Linked DNA regions of Mus musculus: region 1 is linked to region 2. The links are chromatin loops, found by intact Hi-C in ENCODE. Cell type or tissue: heart. All regions are shown on one strand. Each heading gives the region's core, and the rest is flanking DNA. Links, peaks and the distances in the headings are about the cores only.

The links. A loop is a pair of places that touch in the nucleus more often than their neighbours do. Peaks named below come from ENCODE experiments on the same cell type or tissue, not always from the same donor. Only the 100,000 strongest peaks of a DNase experiment are listed, where the experiment ranks them.
Region 1: it touches region 2 in a loop (2.2-fold over the local background); 10 of 42 quality-filtered maps call a loop at or near these places.

Annotation. Positions count from the first base shown.
Region 1 is chr7:130,916,980-130,932,745 of GRCm38, forward strand. No RefSeq gene overlaps it. Among named protein-coding and RNA genes, the nearest start is that of Htra1, 11 kb to the right of the region's middle. In heart, for the core only: no CTCF peak of the experiment used is centred there; DNase peaks (open chromatin) are centred at 6,202 and 6,612.
Region 2 is chr7:130,979,118-130,994,883 of GRCm38, forward strand. Htra1 (HtrA serine peptidase 1) reads left to right here. Exons shown (of 9, transcript NM_019564.3): 4 at 184-378; 5 at 835-867; 6 at 2,540-2,654; 7 at 3,120-3,177; 8 at 4,543-4,638; 9 at 5,846-6,541. The coding sequence ends at 6,014. Among named protein-coding and RNA genes, the nearest start is that of Dmbt1, 45 kb to the right of the region's middle. In heart, for the core only: no CTCF peak of the experiment used is centred there; a DNase peak (open chromatin) is centred at 9,324; H3K27ac peaks cover 300 bases.

The DNA.
Region 1 (15,766 bases), core at 4,309-9,308, 64 kb before region 2:
TAATTGGGCATGTTAATTAGGTGAGCCAAAGGAGGCTTTTGATTGCTGGACTTCAATGCTTTGATAGCTCATCCTTGGTAGTCGGTCTCAGGAGGAAGAAGTGGCCACATAAGGGAATAGATCTTGGGGGTATAGCTTTAGGAATGTAGTAACAGGTTTCTAGCAAGGCAGGGGGAATGGGAAAGAGGATCAAGGCTTCCCAGAGCCATGTCTGCCATGCTTGGGCTGGCTAGAGAGTCCCTTCAGTTCCTCCTGTTTCTCATTCTTTCTTCTCAGTCTTCCACTTACCTGTTTATATTTTGAAGGTGGGAGATTTTTCCAGTGGGTCACATGTGGTGGGTGATAGAAGGTAAGGCACCAGGAGTAAAGGGGGAACAGCCTGTTTGTTGGCCCAAGCAACTAGAAGTACAGAGGAGCTATGACTGAGGTAGGGGCTCTGCAGGTAGACATGTACAATCTCAGGGCTGAACATGTTATGTTTCAGATACTTGTTAGATATCTAAGGGGAGAAATGGCTAGCAGCCAATCGGATAAGCAAATTTGGAATTGAGAAAGGTCAGCTTGACAGAAGGCAAGAGGAACGAGAAGTTGAGAAAATGCCTCCCTCAGATTATTTGTAAGCAAGACAACTGATTAGTGATTACTGTTGGTAGGTGGCACTGTGGGTGGTACACCCTTGGGTAGGTGGGTTCTATAAGAAAGCAGGCTGAACAAACTATGGGGAGCCAGGAAGCAGCGGTCCTCCATGGCCTGTACTTCAGTCTCCATCTCCAGGTTCATGCCTTGGCCTCTCTCAGTGGGCTGGGAGTTGGGGTATGGAAGCCAAATAGACCCTTTCCTCTCCAAGTTGATTATAGTCATGGTCCTAGATTTAGACGCATGGAGACAGAAGTAAGTGCATTACATGAGTGCCTGGTGCCTAGGGAGAGGAGAAGATGGTGTCTGGTCCCCTGGAACTGAAGTTAACAGTTGTCTGTGTGCTGCCATGTGGCTTCTCTTTACTGCTGAGCTGTAGTTCAGCTCCATGACGTAGTATATATATATTTCAATATTTAAACCAGGAATGGTGGTGCTCACCTTTATTTCCAGTGCTGGGGGCCAGAGACAGGCAGATCTAGAATCTCAGTGGATTCTAGGCCAGGCAATCTACCCAGGCTGATCAGAGCTACAGAGTGAGACTCTGTTTCAAAAACCAAACAACACACACACACACACACACACACACACACACTCACTCACATCACATTGTCGATCCCCTGCATACACCTCTGATAGCTTTCCATCACTCTGTTTCATGGTCCATGCAGACCAACATGACTTCACTGCAGCTCCCAGTTCTGTTGTTTTGCTTTGTGCCATTGTCCTGATGAGGGTGACAGGCCCCCAGGAAGAGGAGCCAGAATTCATATGCTGAACATTGGGTTCTATTCGGATTTTGGAAGCAGTTCCAAGCCAGCTTTCATGGAGCCCTAATTGTTTGGGGATTTTTTTTCCTGACCTAATACAGCTTGGCTCATGATTGATTCTTGTCCTTAAGCTTAAAACTAGGACAGGCCTTAATGAGCAGGGCACAGTGTCTATGGCTATGCTCAGTCAGTTTCTTTCCAGCAGAACAATATTCTTGATTAAATCCACTCAGCATTCAAGGGCTTCTCCTGGGCAGGAAATTTCCGTGGGTCCCAGGGAATAAGGAGTAAGAGAGACAGACATAAAAGTCACAGGGTAGACCAAGATAGATATTGAAAGATTATGCTAGGCTATATTACAGGAATGGGCCTTGGAGAGTTGTAGCAGAGGTTTTCTATTAGTTACTTTAAGAGATGGCTTATCAGCTCAGGACCCCCATGGCCAAATTCTCAGCACAAAGTACATTTGCCCCAGAGGGACAAAAGGTGGTGAATAAGAGACAAAGACAGGAGATGGAGGGTGTGGGAGAAGGGAAAGAGGACAAGGAAGAGGGTTATTTGTCCTGGGGTTTGGGGACAGCATCAAAGGACTATTTCTAGATAAAGAGGAGACAGACATAGTCCATAGTCCATAGTCCAGACATAGTCTATAAAGGTTCAGGGGGCAGCCCCATGTTAGGATGGGCATTTAATTTTAATTTGACATGTTAATTAGGTGGGCCAAAGGGAGCTTTTGATTACTGGACTGGACTTAGTTTGATAGCTGGCGCTTGAGGAAGAAGTGGCCAAATAAGGGGATAGGCCAGCTTTAGGAATGCAATCTAATAGTTCTTAGCAAGGCAGAGGGAATGGGGGAGAAAGGGCACACGGCCTGCCAGAGCCATGCTCACCACACTCGAGCTGGCCAGTCTTCAGCTACTTCTCTGTTGCTGTGCTAAGACACTATGACCAGGGCAGATGATAAAAGGAGGCGTTTATTTGGGTTAGTAGTTCTGTCGGGACAGTCCCTCATGACAGGAAGACATGACAGTGATAGGAAAGCATAATGTTGGGAGCAGGACGCTAAAGACACATCTTGGACTACAAGCAAGAAGTGGGAGGACTGAGAATGGGAGTGGCTTGAAACCTGAACCCCCATGCCCAAACTTCCTCTGGCAAGGTTAGCTCCTGTCACCTCTGCTGTGCAACATTTTCCTCCAAGGTTGAAACATCCCATCCTGCAAAAACAGTTCCTTAAACAGGAAAGTAAGCAACTCAAAAGAGCTTCAGGAAGTCCCTGAAACCGACTAGTTGTCCTTTCTGACAAAGTAAGCAATAAAAACTACAAAGACAAGCTGCAAAAAAAGACTCTTGACACTAGATTAGACAGCTGCCCCTAAGAAGCAGACACTATCTGAGCTGGGTGGAAGAGGTTTAAACCAACTGAGCCTCTTGGAAAGGACACGTGCAAACCTGTTGAGCTGCCTGCCTGTGTAGTGTGCTCCAGACTCCCAGCTTTCTGAGCTCTCTGACTTATGCTGGGGTGGGCTTTGATGACACAGCTGTGTTTGAAGTAATTTCTGCTCCTGTTAAGTAAACCCTTACCCATATTTCTGTGAGCAACCTCCATAAAACTCACCACGTTGGATTTTGGTGGTGCCCATACTTTGGTTTGTCTTTAGCTCCCTTGCTGGGATGAGTAGAAATGTGCTGAGTCTTCTAGGAAAAGTTTGGTCACATGATACCTCCCCAACTACGTCATCAACTGGAGGCCAGTATTGAAACATCTGAACCTGTGGGAAACACTGCCATTCAACCCCCCACAGTCTCATTGACTGTTAGATGTCCATCGAGAGTCACTGATGCTCCTGTTGTCATGTTCATCCTGGGGCCTAAGCAAATTGAGCAGCCTCTGTCTGAGAAATGTCTAGAAGCCATGGGAGAAGGAAAAGTATTCCAGTCAACTTCAAAACTGCTCAGAAGTGACACATGCCATCAAGTTAATGCTTCATTGGCCGGAGAAAATAAGTCAAGCTAGACATGACCAGGGATTGGCATTTTATTATGTAAAAAATGATAAAATAATCTCAATTATTTATAGCTTAATATAATACAACCCTACAGTGAGTACAATGAAATCTTGAATTATTCTACCCCATTTAGTAAGATTACAAAATTTCAATAGTAAGAAGACTAACTTTTTGCCTTTGTCTGTGTATGATATATATGTGTTGCACTTGTGGGTCAGATGGTATTAATAAGTTACCTTAAAATATTCTGAGTTCTTAAAGTAGGCAAGGTCCTAGGAAAGTCAATGACCCAGGCTGACAGGCAAGGTGGCTGTCCCTAAAGGCAGCCTGCTCCACTATTGGGCATAGATGATTGACAGATGAGGTCATGGGTGTTGAGCAGTGTGCCTAACAGGTGTACAGGACTGTGGTCAAGTTCATTTCCTTGGTCATGAGAAAAGATAAACTGCTTAGAGTGATACATGCCTGCTTCTTCAAGGCCAGCAGGAAAACCTGTGTAAGCTCAAGGTAGTGTGTGTGTGTGTGTCTGTCTGTCTGTCTGTCTCTGTGTCTGTGTGCCTATGCCTGTGTTTTGTGTTTGTTGATGATAGAGTCCAGGGCCTAACAAATGTTCAACCACTGAACTCTATGCTCAGCTTGGCCTTTCTGTTTTAAAGGGCTCTCCTGACCAGAGCAGGCCAGACCTGACTACTCTCCTTTTTGATGGACTCAACATTAAACTCAATAGAAACCTTAATTATGCATGTGAACCCCCCACCCCAACCCCAGCTAACCTAACCACACAAGTGACATCCATTATAACCACAGATCTTGTCCTAAAATGAGGGATAGGGACATGGCCACCAAGGGGGCAGGGACTTGGGAGGCGGCCTTGGGGTTCTGCCCATTGTGGCACTTAGCCTCCTGTGCATGTGCCCATCATGTCTGCTAGTGTCTTCCTGTTGGCACTGGATGCTTTGTGAACCCTTTATCCAACATCCCCCCTCCCCCAGTTTTGCCTGTTTTTAAAAGTTAGTGTATGAATGTTTGCCTGCTTATATGTGTGTGTGCCATGCACATGCCTAGTGCCCATGGAAGCCAGAAGAGGGCATGGTAGCCCCTGGAGCTGGAATTAGAGATGGTTGTGAGCCACCATGTGGATGCTGGAAAGAGAACCTGGATCCTGTGGAAAAGCAGCCAGTGCTCTTAACTGCTGGGTCATCTCTCCAGCCCTGCCCTTTTCCTCTTGAGTTGTATGTTCTGGTTACAGGTGCTCTAAAGCTGTTTGTAGTTCTTTCACTGTGGAAGTTTGTCTTCATTTGTGACGAGCAGAAATTCTTCATTTTTAAAAAAAATTTTCTATTTTTTTTTAATTAGGTCACATAAGGGTCTCTTTTATTTATTTGAGGTTCTAGTTTTGTGCCCTGTTCACACAATCTCCTGTCCCCAGATCTCACTGTTTCTTGTGCAAACCCTTTTTCACCTGGACACTTCCCTGGTTTCATCTTTTCCTAGTAAACCTTTGGTCCACTTAGGATGAGTGTGTGCGTGGAACCAACTCCTCTTTTGCCCACTGAGTAGCAGTTGGTGCAGCATGCTTTCTTCAAGAAACCATGCTATGGGGTTACAGCAAAGCCTTTGGTAATCAGGTGACTATAGACTTGCACTAGCCTGAGCTCTCTTCTATGCTGTTGGTTTATTTATCTGTGTGCCAGCTTACAATGTGAGACCTAGATGCTGCCTTCAAAGAAGCTGCTACGTTGGTCGAGACAGTTTGCAAGGCTGTTTCCTTACGGAAGGTGAGCCTGGAGGATGGAAAGAGAATAAGCCACTTCTCCATGTGAGAAGAGTTGTTCTGAGGACCTAAAGATTGTGTGTTGTGTGTTGTGTGCATATCTCTGTGAGTGTGTGTGTGTGCATGTGCACATGTGTGTGTGGGGGGTGCATGTATGTATGTGTGGGTCTGTCTGTGGTATGTGTGTCTCTGTGTGTGGGTGCATGTGTATGTATGTTGTATATGCAGGTACGTGTGTGTGAGTACGTGTGCACGTGTGTACATGGGTGTGGTGAGTACATGTATGGGTGGGTCTGTCTGTGTGCATGTGTGCACACAAGGAAGCCTGAGGTCAAACTTTGGGTGTTGCTTCTCAGATGACAGCCAACTTTGATTTTTTTTTTTTTTTTTGGAGTTCTTTTTGTTTTGAGATAGAGTCTCTCACTAGTCCAGAACTCCCCAGCTTAAGCCAGACTGTCTGGCCAGTGAGTCCCAGGCCTTCAGCTGTCACTGCCTCCTTAGCACTGGGCTTATATGTGTATTCCTCCATGCCTGGCCTTTTTTTGTATGTGTTCTTTGGGTTTGAACTCAGATCCTCCTGTTCTCACCACAAGCCACATTTTACCAACAGAGCTATCTACCCAGCCCCATACTAACTTAGAATGACTAGATGGGTGGGATTATCCCAGGGAGGGTGAAAGCACATTCATTGGAAAATGCACCCTCTTGCCCTTCTCCTCCCTCCCTCTGGCCAGCGTGTGTGGACTTGGGGGGCAAAACTGGCTTTCTTTACCTTTCCTTCCTGGTGGTCTTATCCACACTCTTTACCAGTGTTAATGGTTAGTGTAGAATATTAAATTCAGAAAACAATATCCCTTGTTCCTCCCACGTAGAAAGAACACTCCTGCCCCCATAAAGCCTTCCAGATTTGTTTTTTTGTCAAACAGTCAGGGCAGCCACACTCGTGCTTCCTGTCCTGCGTCTTGCTTAGTGGATCAGTGAGGCTCTCCCTAGGGGTGCAACACAGTTTAGAACCTCAATCCAGGAAAGTTCAGCCATTAGGGAGGGATTCCTGAGTGACCCACGTATCTGGGCTGGGTCTTCCTGAAGCTTAGGGTGTATGCATTCCCCCTCTTTCTTTCTGAGCTGTTGGTCTTCCTGAAAGGAAGGGGCTGTGACTTCCAGGGTCCTGGTTTCTCAAGCTGATAACTATTCTTTTTCAAGGAATGGAGAGTGAATTTTCTTACTGGTACCCGGTACAGGGACATCCAGACATGGCGGCCAGGCAGGGAAGAACACGAGAACCACAAGACAAAGTGTCAGGCTCTCTGGGAGGATGGAGAGGCTGGGCGGCAGCTGGCCGAGTGGAAAAGTACCTCAGCCATGATTCACTGGGGACAATGTTGCGCTGGTGCCATGCCGTCAGCCATCTGGCATGCAGACAGCTTACGGCTGAGAGTCACATCAGAAATGAAGGCTGAGGAGAGAAACTACAGGAAAGTCAAGATGAAGATGTGTTGAACCTGGTTGAGGCCACGGGCATCTGTTCACATGGCAACTTCAGGCCAGAGCCTGCTGTATGACTAGCTGTGTGGGCGCGATGGACAAGTCCGAGTTCCCTGTTGGGGGAGGACATTGGTAAGTTAACACACCAAGTGTCATTGAGTTTAGACTTCTTTGCCCTGGTTACAGAATCACTGGGTAAGGCTCTGTGGGTAAGAGTGGCTCGTCTGCAAGCTTGAGGACCTGAGTTCAAATCCACAGCATGCATATTAAAAAAAAAAAAAAGCTAGGCGTGGCTGGGTGTTCCTATATCCCTAGCAATATGGAGCAGAGATGGGCCAGCCTCGCCCAAATGAGAGCATCCAGTACATGAGGGAGACTGCTGTCTCAAGGCAACATGTGGATAGCAAGCACTAAAGGAGGACGCTTGCCTCCCTGCTCTGGCCCCCACATGCACATGCACATGTACCAGCATGGGCTTGTGTGCTCCCCATACACGTGTGCATATCAAACACGCGCACACATACATACAGACTAGGTGACTGGCTGCAATATATGTGCATATGTTACCCACATGGTGACAGTATATAGGATGGCCTGTCTGTGGCTCTCGGCACTGCTGTGTAGAGTTGGTGAGTCTTCAGATCAGAGGCACAGGGTGCTCAGTCTCCACCGAGGCTGTTTCAAGAAGCTTCGCTGACTTGTAATTGAAACGCCCTGCAGTTTGCCTGTACAGTTGGTGTGTCCAGTAGACTCAGGCAGGTCTAACCATCACTGGGACTCTTTTGCTTTGTAGTTTTATTCTTGGGTTTTCAAGGCAGAGTCTCCTATACCCTTGGCTGACTCTAAACTTGACATAGAGTAGAGGATGACCTTGCATTCCCTTTTTTTTTTAAATTGGATATTTTCTTTATTTGCATTTCAAACATTATCCCCTTTCTTGGTCCCCCTGAAACACCCTATCCCATCCCTCCTCCCCCTGCTTCTATGAGAGTGTTCCTCCACCTACTCACCTACTCCTGCTTTCCTGCCCTCAAATTCCCCTATACTGGAGCATTGAGTCTTCACAGGACCAAGGGCCTCTCTTCCCATTGATGTCCGACAAGGCCATCCTCTGCTACATATGTGGCTGGAGCCATGGGTGCCTCCACGTGTACTCCTTGGTTGGTGGTTTAGTCCCTGGGAGCTTTGCGGGGTCTGGTTGATTAATATTGTTGTTCTTCCTGTGGGGTTGCAAACCCCTTCGGCTCCTTCAGTTCTTTCTCTAACTCCTCCATTGGGAACCCCGTGCTCTTTCCAATGATTGGCTGTGAGCATCTGCATCTATATTTGTCAGGCTCTGGCAGAGCCTCTCAGGAGACAACTATATCAGGCAGCATGCAATTCTTGGCATCCATAATAATGTCTGCTTTTGGTGACTATATATGGGATGGATCCCCAGGTGGGACAGTCTCTGGATGGCCTTTCCTTCAGTCTCTGCTCCATACTTTGTCTCCATATTTGCTCCTGTGAGTATTTTATTCCCCCTTCTAAGAAAGACCAAAGCATCCACACTTTGTCTTCCTTCTTCTTGAGCTTCATGTGGTCTGTGAAGTATATCTTGGGTATCCTGAGCTTTTGGGCTAATATCCACTTATCAGTGAGTGCATATCATGTGTGTTCTTTTGTGATTGGGTTACCTCACTAAGGATGATGTTTTCTAGTTCCATCTATTTGCCTAAGAATTTCATGAAATCATTGTTTTTAATAGCTGAGTAGTACTCCATTGTGTAAATGTACCACATTTTCTGTATCCATTCTTCTGTTGAGGGACATCTGGGTTCTTTCCAGCTTCTGGCTATTATAAATAAGGCTGCTATGAACATTGTGGAGCATGTGTCCTTATTATATGTTGGAGCATCTTCTAGGTATATGCCCAGGAGTGGTACTGCTGGGTCCTCCGGTAGTATTATGTCCAACTTTCTGAGGAACTGCCAGACTGATTTCCAGAGTGGTTGTACAAGCCTGCAATCCCACCAGCAGTGGAGGAGTGTTCCTCTTTCTCCACATTCTCTCCAGCATCTGCTGTTACCTGAGTTTTTGATCTTAGCCATTTTGACTGGTATGAGGTAGAATCTCAGGGTTGTTTTGAATTGCCTTTCCCTGATGACTAAGGATGTTGAACATTTCTTTAGGTGCTTCTTGGCCATTCAATATTCCTCAGTTGAGAATTCTTTATTTAGCTGCTCTTTACCCCATTTTTAATAGGGTTATTTGATTCTCTGAAGTCTAACTTCTTGAGTTCTTTGTTTATATTGGATATTAGCCCTCTATCAGATGTAGGATTGGTAATGATCTTTTCCCAATCTGCCTTTTTTTTTTTTTTTTTTTTTTTTTTTTTTTTGAGACAGGGTTTCTCTGTATAGCCCTGGCTGTCCTGGATCTCACTTTGTAGACCAGGCTGGCCTCGAACTCAGAAATCCGCCTGCCTCTGCCTCCCGAGTGCTGGGATCAAAGGCGTGCGCCACCATGCCCGGCTTTGCCTTTTGTCTTATTGACAGTGTCCTTTGCCTTACAGAAGCTTTGCAATTTTATGAGGTCTCATTTGTTGACCCTTGATCTTACAGCACAAACCATTGGTGTTCTGTTCAGGAATTTTTTTCCGCTGTGCCCATGTGTTCAAGGATCTCCCCCACTTTCTCTTCTATGAGTTTTAGTGTCTCTGGTTTTATGTGGAGGTCCTTGATCCACTTGGACTTGAGCTTTGTACAAGGAGATAAGAATGGATCGGTTTGCATTCTTCTACATGCTGACCACCAGTTGAACCAGCACCAATTGTTGAAAATGCTGTCTATTTTCCACTGGATGGTTTTGGCTCCTTTGTCAAAGATCAAGTAACCATAGGTGTGTGGGTTCATTTCTGGGTCTTCAATTCTATGCCATTATCTTCCTGCCTGTCTCTGTACCAATACCATACAGTTTTTTATCACTATTTCTCTGTATGTAATACAGAGAAGGTCAGGGATGGTGATTCCCCAAGTTCTTTTATTATTGAGATGGAGAAACCAAGATATTCCATGACAAAACCAAAATTACACAATATCTTTCCACAAATCCAGCCCTGCAAAGGATAATAGATGGAAAACACCAACACAAGGAGGGAAACTACACCCTAGAAAAAGGAAGAAAGTAATCTTTCAACAAACCCAAAAGAAGATAGCCACATGAACATAATTCCACCTCTAAAAACAAAAATAGCAGGAAGCAACAATCACTATTCCTTAATATCTCTTCACATCAATGGACTCAATTCCCCAATAAAAAGACATAAACTAACAGACTGGATACATAAACAGGACCCAGCATTTTGCTGCACACAGGAAATGCACCTCAGTGACAAAGACAGACACTACCTCAGAGTAAAAGGCTGGAAAACAATTTTCCAAGAAAATGGTCCCAAGAAACAAGGAGAAGTAACCATTCTAATATTCAACAAAATAGAATTTCAACAAAAGTTATCAAAAAAGATAAGGAAGGACACTTCATACTTATCAAAGGAAAAATCTACCAAAATGAACTCTCAATTCTGAACATCTATGCTCCAAATGCAAGGGCACCCACATTCATAAAAGAAACTTTACTAAAGCTCAACGCACACATTGCACCTCATACAATAATTGTGGGAGACTTCAACACCCCACTCTCAGCAATGGACAGATCATGGAAACAGAAACTAAACAGAGACACAGTGAAACTAATAGAAGTTATGAATCAAATGGATTTAATAGATATCTATAGAACATTTTATCCTTAAACAAGAATATACCTTCTCAGCACCTCATGGTACCTTCTCCAAAATTGACCATAAATAGGTCACAAAACAGGCCTCAACAGATACAAGAAGATTGAAATAACCCCATGCATCCTATCAGATCACCATGGACTAAGGCTGGTCTTCAATAGCAACAAAAACAACAGAAAGCACACATACATATGGAAGCTGAACAACACTCTACTCAATGATAATTTGGCCAAGGAAGAAATAAAGAAATAAATTAAAGACTTTTTAGATTTAATGAAAATGAAGACACATCATACCAAAACATATGGGACACAATGAAAGCAGTGTTAAGAGGAAAACTCATAACTCTTGAGTGCTTCCAAAAAGAAATTGGAGAGAGCACACACTAGCAGCTTGACAGCACAGCTGAAAGCTCTAGAACAAAAAGAAGCAAAAACACCCAAGAGTAGAAGGCAGGAAATAGTCAAACTCAGGGGTGAAATCAAACAGAAACAAAAAGAACTATTCAAAGAATCAACCAAACGAGGAGCTGGTTCTTTGAGAAAATCAATGAGATAGATAAACCCTTAACCAGACTAACCAGAGGGCACAGAAATAGTATCCAAATTAATAAAATCAGAAATGAAGGAGGGGGCTGGTGAGATGGTTTAGGGGGTAAGAGCACTGACTGCTCTTCCGAAGGTCCTAAGTCCAAATCCCAGCAACCGCATGGTGGCTCACAACCACCCGTAATGAGATCTTGATGCCCTCTTCTGGTACGTCTGAAGTCAGTTACAGTGTTCCTATGTACAGTAATAAATCTTAAAAAAAAAAAAAGAAAAAAGAAATGAAAAGGGGGACTTAACAACAGAGGCTGCATGCTTGATACTCTTGTGTATCTCCCAATACCGAGATTATGGCCTGCTATGCCCAGTAATCATTGTAATTTAATAACCTTCCTGCCTGCCTCTGGTTTTTCTTTCTCTTTCTCCCTTTTCTTTCTTTTTCTCTTTTCTTTCTTTCTCTTTCTCTCTCTTTTCTTTCTTTCTCTCTCTTTTCTTTCTTTCTCTCTCTTTTCTTTCTTTCTCTCCTTTCTTTCTTTCTTTCTTTCTTTCTCTCCTTTCTTTCTTTCTTTCTTTCTTTCTTTCTTTTTTCTTTCTCTCCTTTCTTTCTTTCTTTCTTTCTTTCTTTCTTTCTTTCTTTCTTTCTTTCTCTCTTTTCTTTCTTTCCCTCCTTCTTTCTTTGCTTCTTTCTTTGTTTCTTTGCTTCTTTCTTTGTTTCTTTCTTTCTTTGTTTCTTCCTCTCTCTCTCTCTCTCTCTCTCTCTCTCTCTCTCTCTCTCCCTCTCTCTCTCTCTCTCGCTTCCTTTCACTATTGATTCAGGCTAAGCTAGCTTAGCAGAAAGACAGTGCCCTTGTCCCTGCCTCATGCTCTTCTTCTTTGCCACACAGCACTCTTCCCTCCTGGGATCAAGTAGGCAGTGAGAAAGTGAGAGCCCCGATCAAGGACTCTGTTGGAGACCTGGGATTTGGGGGGCGGTGTTCCTGGATGTGTACCCCCCCTTTCTACCCTGGGAGGGGCTATGCTCATCACTGAGCAGGAGGACAGTACTGTGACAGGCAGGGAGCAACTGAGACTTTCGTAGCCTTACCCAGCTGCTAAGGTCTGCACCTCACCTTCTCTGGCAGTAGTGACTTTGTACACTTGGGATCTGGCAAAGCCACGTAAGGAAGGATTTCTTTTGGCTCCTGGTTTGGGAAGATGTACTCCATGATGGTTGTAGTGGCTATTCCTGGTTGACTATACCTGGGATGAACTACAGTCCAGAACTGGAAGGCTCACCTGTGGTCCTAATCTGGAGGCTGGGAGATACAAGTTTCTGACCTGGATCTTGGCATGGAGATCTTGAGGCATAGTGGCTATGAATTCCAGAAGATTAAGCCAGGGAGATCTCTGAGTTCAAGGACATCTGGAGTTAAAGGCATGGTGCCACATACCTTTAATTTGGGCCACACCTTCTGCTAGAGACCTACATAAGGACATTGGAAGAAGGAAGATTTATGCGCTCTCTCTCTTCTTCACCTGCTTGCCTTGTGGGACTGAGCAACTGCTAGCTCCTTGGACTTCCATTCACAGCTGCTGCTGACCATTTTTGGGGAGTTGGACAACAGACTGTAAGTCATTAACAAATCCCCTTACTATATAGAGACTACCCATAAGTTCTGTGACTCTAGAGAACCCTGACTAATACAATGGTGGAAGAGGCAGAGCTCGTGGCTCTGTGGTAGTGAGAATGTGTGGCTGGGGTCCTCACCTCCTGAATAGGGACTGTTTTGGAAAAGTTGTGTAAGCTTCACTGGAGGAAGTGGGCCACTGAGAGTCGTGTCTTTGTCAGCATGTTGTCTCTCCATGGTGAATTCTAACCCTCTGGAAGTAAAAGCCAAAATAGATTCTTTATCCCTTTAAGGGGCTTTGATTTCCTCATAGCAACAAAAGTGAAACCAAGACAGGACTAACTGACCCCTATCATCTGCACTTGACCGATAGCCGTTGCCCTGGCAAATCCGTAGCTGCTGTGGGTTACCAGCTATCTGCATGAGAGTCATCTATCAACCTCTGGGAGAGATATAGGGTAAGGTATTTGGGAAGTCATTGTTCTTTGGGTGTGGCCACTGATGGTTTGCTCATGCCCCCCGTGGACAACCCCACACTCATGTACGTGGGCAGTACTAACTGGGACTCAGTGGGTTATTTAAAGGAGAGCCCAGAGTTGGTGGCACATGCCTTTTGTCCCAGCACTCAGGAGGCAGAAACAGGTGAGTCTCTGAGTTTGAGGCCAGCCTGGTCTACAGAGTGAGTTCTGGGACATTGAGGACTACACGGAGAGACCCTGTCTTAAAAAAATCAAAACAAAACAAAAAACAAAATAATGAAAATACAAGAGAAGAGATAAAGATGGAAGGGGGAATGTGTTGTGGAGGACCCAGGGAGATGACAGGTTAAGGGTATGATCAAGATACATTGTATACTTGTATGAAATTGTCAATAAATAAAAACACTACTTAAAATTTCTTTTAATGAGTTGGAGAGATGGTGCAGTGGTTAAGAACTCTGACTGTTCTTCCACAGGTCTCGAGTTCGAATTCAATTCCTAGCAACCACATGGTAGCTCACAACCATCTGTAGTGGGATCTAGCGCCCCCTTCTGGTGCATCTGAAGAGAGCAACAGTGTACTCACATATGTATAAATCTTAAAAAATAATTATTTTTAAAAACTTAGGTTGGGGGTCTCCAAGCAGGGCCATTAGCTATATGGCTTAAATTTTCTTTATCTGAATAATTCTCTCTGAAGGCACTATGTTCCCCAAACCTGACCTTGGCTCATGCTTTGGTTGCCTGCTGCCCCTGAATAACAATACTGACAACCGGTCATCGTTCTACTTCGGCATCAGCCTGTGGTTCTGCGTGAACTCATGTTCACCTGAGCCTCATCTCCTGGTGAGGAACTCACTCCATCACCTGCCAGGCACGTTTAACTTTTCTAAAGCTCGTGTGTGGGAAGCAACCTGTCAGTGCAGTCACGGGGACTGTTAATCCTGTGGAAGTGGTTTACTTTGAGAAACCATTTGAATTAAGAGATCTTCAGATGAACTCAGATGCATCAGTTTGAAGGGCAGTGGAGCAGCAACCAGCTCGGGGGTCAGTTGGTGTTGAGGGGGTCCAGGCTTCTGTCATGAATAGCCGTCGATGTTTATGATTTGCTAGTAAAAATGGCAGCATATCTCAGGGGCATTAAAAGCCCCCCCCCCCAAATATCCTAAACAGTTTTGCCTTTGTGTTAATTCTGAGGAAGGGGTTTTTGCACAAAGAGCCACCCTGAAATGAAATGTTACAAGGCCATTGGACTCTCCTTAGCCCACTGGGTTCCTTCTACTAGCCTAAACTTCATTCTAATTCAAAGCACTCAACAGAGTGACATATAGAATAACATATTTTTATTTTAAAATCATGTTATTGAATCCATTGTTTTTTTTTCAATCTCCTATATATTGTGCAGCAAAGCGAGTCTATAAAAACACACCTTCACAGCTGGCTGGAATGTGTCCTCGAATCTGTATGACGTCCCCGTTCTTTAGGAGGGCACTGAGAGCCCTAACCCAGGAGGCCCCTCCCCTTAACTGCTAATTCTGCCCTCAGTTGTACCCACCTCTCAGTTTGGAATCTCCACACCTAGTGGGATCCATAACACTGGCCCCAGTGCATCCTTCTATCTGGACAAACCCTCCCTGTCCTTGGAGATATGGCCCAATCTCTTTTTCTTTTAAAGTTTGAAAATATCTTAGTAGATATAATATTTGTACATATTTATGGGGTCTAGGAGGATCATTCCATATGTGCACATATATGTGCACATGATGCGTCATGATAAAGCTCATTGTGAACAGACTTTTTGCTGCTTCAAATGCTTGTCACTTCTAAATGTTGGGAACTTTTGGATTTTTCTAGTTTTTTTTTTTTTTTTTTTTTTTTTTGCTTCTCACTTTTAGCCAGGTGGTGGCACATGCGTTTAATCCCAGCACTCAGGATGCAGAGGAAGATGGATCTCTGAGTTTGAGGCCAGCCTGATCCATGGAGTGAGTTCCAGGACAGCCAGGGCTACACATGCAAATCTGCCTCAAAAAAAAAACAAAATAAGGTTCCCACTCTTTAAAATGTTTTTAAAAAATTTCATTTTATTTGTATGTTTTTTTTCCCCTGCATATGTGTATGTGTTTCATGTGTATGCAGTGCCCACAGAGATCAGAAAGAGGCATCGGCTTCCTTAGAGCTGGAGTTACAGATGGTTTTGAGCCAATCGTGTGGTGCTGGGAACTGAACTCTGGTCCTCTGAGAGAATAGCCAGTGCTCTAACCACTGTACCATCTCCTCAGCTCTCTTCTTATCTTCAACTATATTGTTCATTGCATTAGTCATTTATTGTTGTGACATATTTGACACACACACACACACACGCACACGCACACGCACACATACACCCCTGCCCCACGTCTTTCTCCTGATGCACAGTAGCCTTAGCTGCTGACTGCCACTCTGAAGTCTTCTTTTGCTGAATAAGGCTTTGGCAGCTATGGTGTCTCACCATTCTTTATTCATCACTAGATCAACTCTTCAGAACTAAAGCTTAAATGTGAGAAACTGGGGTTGAGGAAGAACGGCAGTGAAGTGGCCTGTTTGGCGTCAAAGCTTCCCTCTGGAAAAAAACACTTCTCTAGGTGCCAAGACCTGATGGATGAGAAGTGAATTTTCATGATGTACTGAAAAGTGCATTTAAAAG
Region 2 (15,766 bases), core at 6,271-11,270:
CCTTGGTACAATTGTCTTCTGTTCCATTGACTCGATAATGACCTGTGGTGTGTGGATTATATGGTAGGGGCTTGTCCCTCAGGAGAGGGGTGTCCACCCCAAGCTCAGCTCCTAGGGACCGGGACTGTCCTTTGTATTTGTATTATTCAGCTTGCTAAGCCACAGCTCCGTTTGTGCTTACAGGGAAAGCTGCCAGTCCTGCTGCTCGGCCGCTCCTCAGAGCTGAGACCTGGAGAATTTGTAGTTGCCATTGGAAGCCCCTTTTCTCTTCAAAACACAGTCACCACTGGGATCGTCAGCACCACCCAGCGAGGCGGCAAAGAGCTGGGACTTCGGAACTCCGATATGGACTACATTCAGACAGACGCTATCATCAATGTGAGCCCTCTGCCCCCTCTACCTGCTGGGCTGGGGACAAGTTTCGAGCAGAGGAAGCTGGGCTTCTTCTTATTCGCAAACCTTCTTGTAGTCTGCATGATTTCCCAGAACATCTATGATGTTCTGGTGTTAGGAGAAATGTCCCACTTGGGGCTGTACAGAGTTGAACTATGGGGTTCTGAAGTGAGTGGGTAGCCAGTCTCATCCGAGGAGGAGGTAAAAGTGGGTTTAGCTACTCACAGTGGTCTCAGAACTAAATCATCTCACTGTGGCGCATCCCGAGCTTTGTGAAAATGGTCCAGATCCATTTTCTCAGTTAAATATTAGGTGATCAGAGACAAAGCCTGGGGAAGGCCCCTGCCAGCTGCTTCTACAATGCTTTGAAATCTGGGCAGAGACGATGATTGGGCGGTGGTGTGATACAGAGCCAACCTTTCCCTTTCTGTTCCGTTTCAGTATGGAAATTCCGGAGGCCCGTTAGTAAACCTGGTAAGGCTTTCCAGTATCTGTGCTGGGTTTGTTTCGTCTGTGGGCATGTCTTTGCTTTCTCTTTGCATGTGAGCTTGTCAGAACAAGCAGTCAGCTTTATAGTCAGCTATGTGAATGCCCTGTTCCTTTGCACCTTACCCCACCAGCCCTTTCTGGAAGCAGTAAGGTTAGAGGACTCTTCTTGTGTTTCAAGCCACAGGTGGATGCCATGGAGTTCAAGCCCAGTCTAGGCAGAAAGGGGACTGAAAGTCCCCACAGTACTGCCAGCTGCAGAAAGGTACCTTCAGCCTTGAGGGTTGCTGAGCGGAGATGAGCTGGCCTGGCTCGGATCCATGCCAGAACTCTCCCTGAATGCCTGTGGGTATGACGGGGAACCACCTGTTTGCTCACAGATGTCTCACTTAACCTAGACTTCAGCACTTCAGTATAAGGTTGAAGGCTTCAGGTCACAGAATGCCAGCGCTTGGGGGTTGTTTGAGAGAGTATCAAGTAGAGGCCACCCAATGGTACCGTCCTGCTGGATCCCTTGGTGTCAGGAATGGACATGTACAAAGCACACCAGGAACAATGTATACTGAAAGTTCTCAGAGTCCTTTTGTCAGCACAGCATCAGGTCACCAGAAACTTCTTAGGGAAGGGACACAGCTTTACTTGTCCCTGCCATACCTTGGGGAAGCTGTTAGGAGTGAGGCCTGTGGCTCAAGCCAGCATCTAGAGTCATTGGAAACAGGAGAGGAAGGAAGGATGGATAGTTACCTTAGCAACTCAGACATCCCTTCCCATGAAAAGAGAAAATATTGTGGAGTTTGAAATCATCCATCTATGCAATAAGGCAACCATTTAGCTTCTACCTGGAGCTTCTTGTTCCCTTCAAAGCTGAATGTGGGTGGCACTACCCAGGTGCCCTAATGTCTCTCCTCGTTATTTCTAGTCCTTCTCCTTCCAGCCCTTCTGATTCTCAGACACAGCTCAAATACTTCCCTCGCTCATATGTCTGTGTATATGAGCATTTGCATGTTTGTGGCCCCAAGTGTGTGTGTGTTCATTGGAGGGAGAGGGTGTTGCTGTGCACATGTGTGTATTTGTGCCTGTGGAGGCCCGGGGTTGATGGAGGACCATCTTCATTCGCCTTTCCCCTTAGTCAGTGAGGCAGGGTCTCTCAGTTGAATCCAGAGCTAGGTGCTACTACAGCTGGCTGCTCCAGCCAGCTTTCTCTCGGGGATCTCGCCTCTACCTCTGAGGCTGGAATTACTGCCAGGTCACCACACACACACACACACACACACACACACACACACACACACACACACACACGTGCTTTTATTTGCACGGCAGACACTTTAACCACGTTGCCGTCTTCCCGGCCCACGCTTCTTTTTTATTACTATTTTAATTGTACGCATTTGTGGGTAGAGCCTGGGATGACCAGTCAAGATAGCATCTTTCTCTCAACCTGTTTTTGAAACTCGGCTTCAAACTGTAGCTCAGGCTTGCCAGGATCTCACGGTGATCCTATCTCAGCTACTCCAGAATGCAGGTGCCCTAACGCCTCTCACCACACCTGGCAACACATTTCCAAGTCACCCGTCCTATAGATTTTTCTGCCCTCTTCCAGCCTGTGCCAGCCTCTGACCCTCCTGGAGTTAGTGAGCTGTGTCCCTTGCTTTTTCAGGATGGCGAGGTGATTGGGATTAACACCTTGAAGGTGACGGCGGGCATCTCCTTCGCAATTCCATCCGATAAGATAAAAAAGTTCTTGACAGAGTCCCACGATCGACAGGCCAAAGGTAACTAGAGCAGGGCATTCCGGAGACCTTGGCAGGTTTACACCAGAGGCATAGCTGCCCTTAAGGAATTGGGAGAAGGGAAGATGACAGTTGTGAAGATCAGGCCTTTCAAGCTGAGAATAAATGTTTCCAGGGTGGCGGTGGTGGCGGCGGTGGTGGTTGTGGTGGTGGTGGTTGAACAAAGGGATTCTCATTCCGGACACCCATAGAACACACACAGGGTCATGCCACAGGTTTTGAGTATTTTTTAAAGTGAGAGACATTCCTCACTGTAGATCTGGAACCCAGGCCAGGACTGAACTACAGTTTTTGGGTGCCTTCCCCCCTTCCCCCCTCCCTCCCCGTGGCTCATGCTATAAGGTGGAGCTTTAGAGCTCTGGCTCCTGTCTCCCCACACTCCGGAGGACTGTGCTGACTTACTTTTTTTTTTCCCCCTCTTTCTTGGTCCCTTTGTTGTCACACCAGGGAAAGCTGTCACCAAGAAGAAGTATATTGGGATCCGAATGATGTCGCTCACATCTAGGTGGGTAAACAGGACACATAACTTTGTAAAGACAAATGACCTGTATGTATGTACACTTGGGCTTCACAAGGCTTTGTGGGCATTCTTGAAGAGAAACTATTTCTTTCCTTCAGTCATCACACTGGGGAAGGGGAGGTGTGTGGCCTTGGGCCTCTTTGTGTTGGCAGGTCTGATTCCACCCCTCCCAAGACTCCGCCCTCCTCCCTGAAGGCAGGCCTGAGCATCAGAAGGCTCACTAGCAGGCACACTTTTGTGCCTGCCTCTCTCCACTTATTCTGTTGAAACTCACATTCCAGGAATGCCTCACTGCCCGCCCCAGTGCCCGCCCCAGCCTGGAGCACCGGACTCCCCTGCACACTGGTGTGAGGGTGTGGCTGCAAGAAAGCAGGGGTGGGTCCTGCCTTAGGGTACTGATGACTGATGGACTTGTTTTCCTGAGTGCAGAAGTTGCTGCTTGGGATTGCCAGGCTCATGACATACGGAAGAGGTTCGGGGTGGATGGGGGTGGGGGTGAGGGTACCTTCATGAAGTACAGGAAACAGAATTGACTAGCAAGTCTGAATATCTGAGTCATTCGAGAGGAGGATGTGTTGATAGCGCTGTTTTATTCAATTGTCAAAATATTAAGACATTCCACACAGGTTATGAACAATGGTGCTTTTCTTAGTGTTGCCAAGGATGGGATGGCATGCTGAGATGGAAGTCACACCTCTTGTCTTTGGAAGCTAGGCTATGGAGTCACCTTCCTGGGTCGTTCCCTTAAGCTCTTGTACATCTCAGCTTACTGGGTGCTCAGCACCGTCCCCTTCAGGATGAGGTTAGCAGTGTAGGTGTGCCCACTGTATAGCCATGTACAGCTCAGCTGTGGTGGTGACAACCAACCACAGCAGCAGTCCTGTGCTGTTGCTTAAAGTAGTTCCTTACTATTATTTGGAGTCCTGTTGATGCTGGTAGGCAGGCCATTTTAAAGCAGAGTCAGGGGCTAGGGAGCTGGTTCAGTGGGAAAAGTGCTTACTGTGCTAGTATGAGGATCTAAGTTCAAATCCCCAGGACCCGTGTAAAGCCAGGCAAAGAAGTAGGCGTCTATATTCCTAGTGCTTTCTCTGTGGAGACGGGAGGTAAACAGGAGATTCCCTGTCACAGGCCAGCTAGCCTAGTGTATGCAGCAGCAAACGAGACCCTGTCTCAAACAAGGTGCAAGGCAGGGACTGGAGGTGGTCCTCAGACCTCCATATAAATGTTGTGCTGTGCCAAAGCCTCTAGATGTGTCATGGTCAAGTAGGATCAGAAGACTTCAAGCTGAGTGCTGGCCTGAGAAGATTGTGGGAAGCTAATATTAACACAAGCACGTTTTCTCCCAAGCAGCAAAGCCAAAGAGCTGAAGGACCGTCACCGAGACTTCCCGGATGTGCTCTCTGGGGCATATATCATTGAAGTCATTCCTGACACCCCGGCAGAAGCGTGAGTGTGGAGTTCTCCCTCTTTTTCCTGATAACTGCGTGGTTTGTGGGTCAGGGGGCAGTGTCCTCTTTGTGCTGGCTCAGATGACCATGTGGGCCCTCACTTCCTATCAGCCAGGGCTCCTGACTGCCTTGGGCTCAGGGCTTGTCCACAGAAATATGCTTCTTCCCTTGGGTCGTCTCAGGGGTCATCCATATAGGAGGAGCACTCACTAATGGGCTCGCTGGGAATCCTTAGGAAGCCTGGCTGTAGAGAGAGCTTGATAGCGCAGATTGTCCCTTCACAGAGCCTTCTGTAGCTGTATTTGTGACTAGTGAAGTCGGAGATGCCAACACCTATAGGGAAACTGACCCCAATGACATCAAAACAGTAGAAGCAGCTGAGTTGGAACTTCGGCTTGTTTCCTGGACCCCCTGACATCTAGAGAGAAATAATGTGCTAAAGACCTGCACGTGACGCCCTACGGTCAGACCCGGCCTGATGCCTCTTTGTGAGCTGAGAAAAAAATCAGTTCTTGCATTATTTTTATGGTTGGGGAAAAACATCCAAATGACACTATTTTGTGATACTGTAAATTCTCTGAAGTGCAAATACGCACACATGTTTTATTAGACCACAGCTGTGTCCCCTGACAAGATGACATCTTGTCTGGAGCAATTTTTATGCTGCTGCAGCAGAATTGAATAGCTAAGACACGGAGACCAAATACTCTGCGAAGCTTAAGCTGTTTCCCATCTGGCCCTTTGTGGAAAAAGTCTGTAGACTTGTATTAGAACAAGTCGGACCTTGGTAGCATAGTGATCCTGTCACGTACGAACTAAGGTTCCAGCCACAGCACAGAGGAGTCATCTCTGAATAGAGGCATCCAACATTCCTGGAGGAATCGCTTTCTAAATTACAGTTCCATTCATGAGGAAATTGGCTGTGGTCATAGGATCTGGTGTTTCCTTGTCCCCTCTGAGGACAGTTGATCATAGTTCACACAGATTTCATAGGCATTTCTACAAGGGACATTATTGATTTGGTCTTAAAAAATAATCTCGACAGGAAATGCCATCTTCTCTGCTTGAAGTCATTTCCGTCCGAGGTCTTACCACCATTTCCTATAGCCCCCATTTGTTCTGGACCTTTGGGTTCTAAGCTGTGCCTTTCTCCATGACTGCGAGGAATGGAAAGGGTTAACAGTGTGTTTCCCTTTGCGTTTCAGCGGAGGGCTCAAGGAAAATGACGTCATCATCAGCATCAACGGACAGTCTGTGGTCACTGCCAATGACGTCAGCGATGTCATCAAAAAGGAGAACACCCTGAACATGGTTGTCCGCAGGGGCAATGAAGACATTGTGATTACCGTGATTCCTGAAGAAATCGACCCCTAGGCAGAGGCAGGAGCCAGACTTCATGTTTCCCTCAAAGACTCCAGGGGATGGCGCATGAGAACTGAGCTGGTGACGCAGGACACCCGGGACCTTTGTCCAACATTTTGCTTGTTCAGGGAACACCCCTGCCGACAGAATCCTTCTTGATAGTTTGCGGGCAAAACAAATGTAATGTTGCAGGTGCACAGGCAGAAGTCCTGCCTTCTGTATGCTATGTATGCAGCGTGCTTTTCCTTACAAGCTTGGGCTGTTCCTGCTTACACAGTCAACATTTGTCCCTTCCCTTAGCCTAAGTTGTCTGACTAATGCAGTTGACGGATGCGTAGGCAAGAGGAAGGTCCTCGCAGCCATGGTCTTGGGCGTGTTTACACTTTTCCTCCGAGTCGGCACTCAGAGGAATTTGATGCCCCGAGACCACAGGTGGGTGACCCTGGCTTCTGAGATGGCCAAAAATGCCTCTTAGGAATCCTGGAACCCGGAGTACAGTGACTTTGAGTTTCAGCTATTAAAATACTTCTTCATACGTAGATTTTGGCGTGCTTCTTTTATCAGCTGGCTGTCGTCATTTTGAAATGGCTTAAAGTTGGTGAACTCCTTATTCAGCTACATTGTTCTCAGCCCTATGACTTACTTCAAAATCCCGCTCTGGGCTTTGCCTGTGTTATACAACCCTGTTTGGCCACCCTGGGTCACTGAATGGACAGTTCTGCTTTTCTCTGGAGCTCATCAAAGTAAGGAGAGTGTGCGTAGATCTCATACATCATGCAATCCGTCAACAGTGATTTCCTGGACCTCTGCTCTGTGCCAAAAGGCCTTGCATCTGTCCTGCTGTGGGCCAAGCATGGGGGACAGCCAGAGCAGGAGTGATGCAAGCTATCTGCTCTCTGGGCTCCTAGTAGTCAATCAGATCTCCTGAAAGACAGCCAGTTTAGACTAGGACACAGGAATGGCCTGATCTAAATCCACATAATGCACAGGGTTGAGGCAAACTCACTTATCCTGGGTCTAAAATAAGAGCAAGCCCTCCATCCTTCAGAGTTTGGACCTAGCTCCTTCAGCCTGCCTTCCCACAAGTGTAGTCTGCACAGCTTCGGGTTTCTTTCTCTCTGGGAAAACTTTACAAGACCCCAGACAGCTACACTCAAGCAAATCATTGTGTGACCTTAACTTGAGCTACACCTATCTAGATGTAGGACCCCATGAGAAGTATGGTGATGTGTGTGGGAGGTGATGTCAAAGATTGGATAAGCAACATCAACAACATGGTCCTGGCACTGGAAAGAGGAGTTTAATTTCTCTACCTGGAGAGGCCGTGGAAGGCCAGATAGCAGGGTCTTTGCTGACGTTAGCCAAAGTATTGAGTATCAAGAAAGGACATGGCATACTGTTCTTGGTAGCTGTAAGAAAGCATGCAGATGCTTGAAGTGTGAATGCCCTCTTCATAGAGGACAGAGGGGTGGGGTGGGGTGGGGCTGCAGGCACTTTTAAAGGGGTAGTAAACGACTTAGAAAAACTAACTGGCTCAAAGGAACTTTCATTGAGAAGAAACCTTGGGGAGAGAAACAAGTTCAAAGGTCCTAAGAGATGGGGGGAAGTTGCGGGTAAAGGAAGGTCACCCAGACCTGAGTTATGGTGTTTGCAGTTTACTTTGAGACATCTTTTCTGAGCCCACGCAGGACTTGGTCCGTCAGCCTTTCTCAAGGCAGAGACAGGCCTTGTGCCGGCAGACAAATCTGTCTCAATGGATGAGCTTGTCTGTAGAACAGCTCTTGGTCCAAAAGGAGTAGTTTACTCTGTACCAAATATGGGTGACCATAGCCTGGGAGCTTGGATTTGGGTTGCCCCAAATGGCATGTTCCATTATGGGCATGCTTATCTGAGCTCTTAATGGTCACAGAACAAAAGAGGCCATAAATCGATGCTGTTGCAATTACATGGGTGAGGATATTGGGTAGATGGCTCACAGCAAAGTGGCCCTCTGATGTTGGCCTCGGATACTATTGATGGTACTTTTTGTTTGTTTGTTTTGTTTCTCAAGACAGGTTTTCTCCGTGTACCTCTGGCTGTCCCGGAACTCAATCTGTAGACCATACTGGCCTTGAACTCACAGACATCCACTTGCCTCTGCCGCCCGAGTTCTGGGATTAAAGGCTTGTGCTACCTCTACCTAACTTGATGACATTTTAAAAGTTTGTACCTGGTAGGCTAAAGAATTTTAGGTCAGATACAGAAGTGGGTGATTAATGGTTATTAGTGGGACTGAAGACAGTCCAAGGTAATTTTAGCAGTCAGTCACACCCACGGTCAAGAGCAGAGGAATGCATGAAAGCTAGTGCTCAGTTCACTTTCTCCACACATACAATCCAGGAACCAAGCCCAGGGAATGGTGCCACCCACTGTGGGCTGGATCCTTCTCTGTCAACTAACACCATCAGGGTCATTCCACACAGAGATGCCCACAGGCTAGTTGACAATTTCTTATTTAGACATTTTCCCCTGGTGATTCCAGACTGTGTCAAGTTGATAATGATAGTAACATGGACCACTACTGGGGGTCTGACTAGGGAGTGGATGGTGTAGGAGGCGCAGTGCATGTGTGCTAATCTGTCATTTCGTCTCAGTGTGTGCAGAGTGAACACTGACATATGCCAAGTAGGCATTTATTGTGAGGGGAATGAAGGCCCAAAGAGTTGGAGAGAGGCAGGGTCAGATTTAACCCCACACCCACCCCTGCCTCCTCACTACCTCTGTAATTATTACCTAGTTCCATAAGACCAGGTTATTAATGGCCAATTAAGGCTTAAATACTGCCAATTTGTGAATGACCACGTGACTTGAGAGTTCTAACACCAGGTTGCCTCCTCTTTATGTTGGCCTTTCACAAGCATTGTGTGTGCACAACAGCTTTCCCACATCCCTGGAAGAGTTGCACGTGTTACCCTATGGTAAACATGGATCTGGCTTCTCCTAGGTGTCTCATTTAGCCTTACAGCTAGCTCCAGGTGGATACACCGCATTCCCCAACTTCCAGCCTAGCAGAAGCATGAAAGGCACTCAAATGTCAAGTGAGAGACATGCCAGTGCTTAGAATCAAATCATGTCTGTCTGTTGCAGTCACACATTGGAGGGGCAGCCTTTCTACGCTATCCAGCCTGGCCTTCGGAGAGCTAAGCTGGGAAGTGTGCTCACTGCATCCAGTGTCTGGGGCCCAGATGGGCTGGACTCACGGACCCTCTGGTGCTCCCATCAAGATGTAGGTGGCACAGAGCCAGGGGAGGGGCCTTCCTGAACCACTCAGTCGCTTTATTTAGAACTTTGCAAAGCTGTTGCCTCAGTGTGGGGCCCCAGCCAAGAGCCATCGAAGATCAAATGCAGAAAATGCTAACATGTGTGTTTTCATTTAGTATAACTTAAAAAGGGCTTGGCTTCCTATTTACCAGGTCAGGTAAGCTGGGTGTGCATGCTAAGGAATTTACCAGTCGCCCTGTCTCCTCTTCCTCATCTACCATCACTGTCATCTCCGCCAGTCATGGAGACATTGTGCTGGAGGTAGTACAGCCTCCTGATATCAAGAGACAGGTAGCATTAAAATTTGACAAATGAGGGACATTGAGGCTCCAAGTGGTTCAGTAACCAGTCTGAAATCCCTCACAGAGAGGAAAGGTAGCTGACATATTGGAAGCCACGATGCCAAGTTCTAGAACCTTCTCCCTTAACCCTATGATCCCCTCTTTCTGACTCCCAGTGACATTGATAACTGAAGTCCTACTTTCTACAATGGCATCTGAGTAGCATTAAAGAAAAGCTGGCCTGACCCAGGCTTAGGGTGTGTGTGTGACTTGAGTTCATGAGACTGATAAATCCTCGTGTCTCACAGGCCCTGATGGCTGTGCAAGAACTATTCATGTTGTGGGAAGTCAGAGGGAGCAGGTGGGTACACGGAGGGAGTGGGCAAGAGTAACCTTTTCTTGGGCAACCTCTCAGGCTCTATGAGCTTGCAGTAGTCTGTCTATCTTGCAATATCTACTACAATCTCTTTCAACAACTCACTGGACCAGGATGTGATGTCCGAAGGCAACCCCAGGTCAAAGCTCAGACCCCGAAAGCTTAGACCCCTGACTGATGCAGAGTTCAGGGAAGGTGTTCTGGGGTTGTCGGGAAGAGGAAACCAAGAAAGACTGTGTGCACAGTTCCATCTTCCCCCATGGTTCCCACAACCCATTCTCCTCATTCCCCAACTACATCCTGCCCTGCTAACCCTTGCTTTTCTCTCAATCAGTCGCTTTTGGGTCTAAGAACAGAAACTGAGAAAGATGATGTTGTAGTTAGTTTCAAATGTTTCCAATCTTTTGAGAAGGGACTCTCAATGGAAAGGTTGCCCAATCAGATTGGCTTGTGGGCGTGTCTGTGGGGGATTGTCTTATTGATTGATGTGGGCAAATAGCCCTGACTTTTCTAACCAGGCCAGCTAAGCCTGAGCCTGGGAATGAGCCAGCAGGCAGTGCTCCTCCATGGTTTCTGCTTCAAGTTCCTGTCTAAGTCCCTGCCCTGACTTCTCTCAGTGAAGGACTGCAGCCCGGGAGTGTGAGCTACACAATCTCCTTCCTCACTGGGTTGCTTTTGTTCACAGTGTTTTATGACAAAAGAAAGTGGATCAAAGTGAACAGAGGTTTCAAGACAGTAGTCTCTGATTCAGGGAGTGGGGTTGGGAGTTGGGGGAGGTTGGCCAGGTTATTTCCCACTTTCAGGAAAGGCATGATGGAACTACTGTGCTACATAGATGGAGTCAACATTTCCACTGATTTCCCGTGACACTGCAGCCAATGTATTGATGTTTTTTGAGAGAAGAAGAACAGAAGTTCAGAGAATCGCCTTCCCATGCCCAAGGATCTATAGCTACAAAGGCCAGAGGGTAGAAGCTAGCTTGTATAACCCTCAAGCCCTAAAAGCTGGCTTCCAGTACAGTGGCCAAGTTTGCATCAGGTACTCAAGGCATGGAAGTTCTAGCTGGCGTAATAGTCAGGAGGTGTATAGCCCCATCCCTATTGATATTTTGAAGGCAGGAGGGAGTAAGTAAATATCCACCAAACATAGTTTTCTCATTAGCAAAAATATTTAAAAGTGTTTTAGAAATTATTTTTATTTTATGTGTATAGGTGCTTTGTTTACATGTATGTCTGCACCATGTGCATACAGTGACTGTGGAGGCCAGAAAAGTGTGTCAGAACCTCCGGAACTAGAGTTGTTGTCAGCTGTAATGGTGCTGGGAACTGAAGCTGGCCCTCTGCAAGAGTCAAGTGTTCTCAAAGGCTAAGCCTTCTTCTAGCCCTTAAGATAGTACTTTAAGCAAGAACCCATAAAGAATAAGAATCCTTCCTTCCTTTTCTTATCTATCTATCTATCTATCTATCTATCTATCTATCTATCTATCTATCTATCTATCTATCTATCAATCAATCTATCTGAGACAAGGTTTCTCTGTGTAGCCCTGGCTGTCCTACAACTCAGTTTGGAGATCAGGCTGGCTTTGAACTCACAGAGACTCACCTGCTTCTGCTCCTGAGTGCTGAGATTAAAGGTGTGAGCCACCACCACCCAGTTTACATTTTTTGTTCCTTTGAGGTGCACACCTGTAATCCCAGTACCAGGGAAGCGAAGACAGGGAGATCATGGGTTCAAAGGTCAGCCTTGATGTAGGCAAATTTGAGGCCAGCCTAAAATCAATTTGGAGTAGAAAACTCATACTTTATGCATATTTACCCCAATTGGAAGCAACAAAGATGTCCTTCAATAGCTAATTAATAACCAAACTGTAGTGTAGCCATCCCGTGGAATCATGTTCAGTGATTGTGCTGTCAAGCCACGAAAAGACAGAGAAAGATTAAATGCACACTGCTGAGAGAAGTACACTTGATTAGAGAAGCCATGGTCTCTCTGTGTGTGAGTGAGTGAGAGAGAGAGAACATTAGAAGTGACCCTTACAGGACACTGTGAACTTAAGGTGACAGTGAGGGGCTAACTAATGTAGCTGGTGGTGGCTATTGACAGTGGGAGAGTTGGAGGGCCAGGCATATATGGGTATTTTCTACATTTTATATTCAGCTTAGCTGCAGACCTAAACTGGTTTAAAACATAAAGTTCACTGATTGTAAAACTAAACAATAAAAAGCAGTAATCAATCCCAAGGGAGGGGCGTGTCTGATCCAGTAACTCCACCCTGACCCTCCACCACCGCCTGTATTGGGTCAGACTGCAGATCTAAGGCGTGTCCTGGACAGCGGTGAGCAAGGAGGACTCACTCGTTAGAGGAGGAGGAGAAGACCCCCCCACAGGCTTATACTTGTAAAATGAACGTGAAATAAAAGGGAAAAGTCCCACTGTAAGGGTTGGAAGCATGGCAGATGGCTCCCGCGTGGCTCCCACGTGACTCCCACACGGCTCCCACGTGGCTCCAAGCACCATTCCTACCTGGCCAGCACTTCTGACCACACCCTCCTCCTATGATAGAAACACATGTCCCTATGAAGGAAAACCTGTTCAGGACTAACGAGTCCCTGGGAACTGACACGGTAGATATATCATTGTGCTCTGTGCCTGCTTAGTGCTTAGAGTTCTAGGTGGGCCACCTTCACCATGTGTTTCTGTATGAGGGTCACAGACCCCTTTCCTGAGGTGGTGAGGGGGACTACAGCCTCCTCCACACAGCCACCCGCCCTCTCTTGGGCTGCTTTCCTTGCTGCTTTGCCTCATCTACCCACTCAGATCCATCTGCTTGGGTAGCACATTCGCGTTTCTTCCTCCTGTATCCCACCAAGGCCTTTTAGGGGATGCTCGGGTGGTACATCTGATAGTCTGGTCCCTGCATACACAGGGCCCCTCCTCTTCACTGGCACACTTTATAGCGCTAGTCCTTTTTCATTATGGTGGGTGTGATAGCTAACTTTGTGTTTACCAGGCTGGGCTAAGGGAAGCAGAGGCAGCTGGGAAAATCTTGTTTCTGATTATTTGCGAGGAAGTTTCTGGAAGAGATTAGCTTTTGAATTAGTGGAGTGAATAAAAATGTTTGCCCCTAAAACTATAGGCGAACATCATTTGACTCACCAAGAGTCAATAGGGGAAGTCTCTCCTTCTCCCTCCCCCCTCTCTCCCCCTCTCCCTCCCCCCCTCTCCCTCTTTCCGTCTTCCCCACCCCTCTCTCTCAGCTTTCACATGTAACATGTGACTTCCAGCCTGCATCATCATGAGCCCACCGCTCACAGTCCATGTCTTCCTGTCTACTGAAACACATCCTCTTATTTCTGTTTCTCTGTAGACCCTTAACTTTTTTTTTTAATAATGTTTGTCTAATTGTCTTTTTCTTTTCTTTTCTTTTTCTTTTTTTTTTAAGATTTATTTATTTATTATATGTAAGTACACTGTAGCTGTCTTCAGACATTCCAGAGATGGAGTCAGATCTCATTACAGATGGTTGTGAGCCACCATGTGGTTGCTGGGATTTGAACTCTGGACCTTCGGAAGAACAGTCGGGTGCTCTTACCCACTGAGCCATCTTACCAGCCCTTTTTTTTTTTTTTTTTTATTTCTCCAAGAACTGGGCAACCATTCTCTTCCCCCCTTAGGTATTTATTTCATTTACATTTCCAATGCTATCCCAAAATCCTCCACACAGTCCCCCACCCACTTCCCCATCCACCCACTCCCACTTCTTGGCCCTGGCGCTCCCCTGTACTGAGGCATATAAAGTTTGCACAACCAATGGGCCTCTCTTTCCACTGATGGCCGACCAGGCCATCTTCTGATACATACGCAGCTAGAGACACGAGCTCCAGGGGGTACTGGTTAGTTCATATTGTTGTTTCACCTATAGGGTTGCAGATCCCTTTAGCTCCTTGGTTACTTTCTCTAGCTCCTCCATTGGAGGCCCTGTGATCCATCCAATAGCTGACTGTGAGCATCCACTTCTGTGTTTGCTAGGCCCCGGCATAGTCTCACAAGAGACAGCTATATCTGGGTCCTTTCAGCAAAATCTTGCTAGTGTATGCAATGGTGTCCGCGTTTGGAAGCTGATTATGGGATGGATCCCTAGATATGGCAGTCCCTAGATGGTCCATCCTTTCGTCTCAGCTCCAAACTTTGTCTCTGTAACTCCTTCCATGGGTGTTTTGTTCCTAATTCTAAGAAGGGGCAAAGTGTCCACACTTTGGTCTTCGTTCTTCTTGAGTTTCATGTGTTTAGCAAATTGTATCTTATATCTTGGGTATTCTAAGTTTCTGGGCTAATATCCACTTATCAGTGAGTACATATTGTGTGAGTGGAATTGCCGTTGAATCACTTTATCTAGGGTAAACATTAGAATCAAATTGTTGGTTTTCACTATATCTAGGGTAGACATCAGAACAAAATAGTTGTCTTTTAGAAGATCTTTGACCTTGAAAAAAAACATTGCAGAAAACAGTGGTTGTTTTCTGTTATCTATAGAGCTGTTTTTTGAAGGAGCTTAAAGCCTTTGTATAACTCTGGTCACAAATGGCCCCAGCACACCTGACTTGTCTTGCATTATTGAGCGCTGCAAACAGTGCACAGTACGGACTAACGCTGCAGTGGAGTGATGTTTTCCTTCGGGAAACTATAGATTGGATTGGGGGCTTTGAGATGAGAAACATGTTTTACCCCCAAACAACTTTTGTGTAATAATCAATAAATAGGCTTCTGGGTTGCTGTTTGAGGCTCAGTTCATCGAGACTGTTCCTCCCTGTTGCCTCAGAGTCCAAATTACCGTCTGGAGTGAACATCTTTCTCCGAAACATCGATGTTATTCAGTGAAGGAGGCATATGGCATCTGAGTCTAGGGCACTTAAAGTATTTCTTAGTTTTCTGGGAGAGAGGAAAAACAAACAAAAAAAGATAAAAATTATGCAGTGACGATGTGTGTCCACTAGGTGGTGAGCTGACTTCAGAAGAGCCAGGAAGGCGTCACCTGTGAAAGGATAAAAACCTGGAGCTAGGAAGAGAGAGGGTGAGCCTGTGAATCATGTAGCAAGAGTGGGCACTGTATCCTGCAGCCCCACTGTGGAGGGCGGCATAGTCAGACTTCAGGCAGGGGCACAGAGCCCACTTCCCATCATCCTCTGCTTTAGCCATGCTAACCTTCTGCACGCGGCAACCCCAGTCACTTGCTTGGCTATTCCTACCTTCTCTTGCTAAAGTATAAGCCCCACGAGAGTAAGGACCTCAAGAGTGACTTCTTTAGCCTCAGCAACACAGAGCAGGATGGTGTTTTAGATACGAAGTGTTTCCCCAAAATGACAGGGTTTCTTATGGGTTTGGTCGCCAGCTAGTGAATCTAATCATCGAGAAGTCACTAGATCCTGAAGTCTCTAACCTAGTAGATGGAATAATCCATAGATGGAGACATAATATTGGGAGTTAGTGGCGGCTCAGAAGATAGGCCATAGTTGGAGGAGATGGGTCATTGGGGACAACTTTGAAGGGCCTATCTTGTCCCTGGCATTTTCTGTGTCTGCTTTTGGCTGTCACGAGGTAAGCCTACTCCTGTACCACCCACACCCAGAGCTGTGATGTTTGACCTTGCTTCAGGCTTAGAGTTACCATCCCCCAAAGACTACGGACCAGAATCTCTGAAACACTGAGCTAAAGCAACCTTTCCTCTTCTTAGCATGTTTATGTGAAGTGTTTTGTCACCAGAGTGAAAAATTTGACCAGGACACGCACACATAGGGAATGAAAGAAAT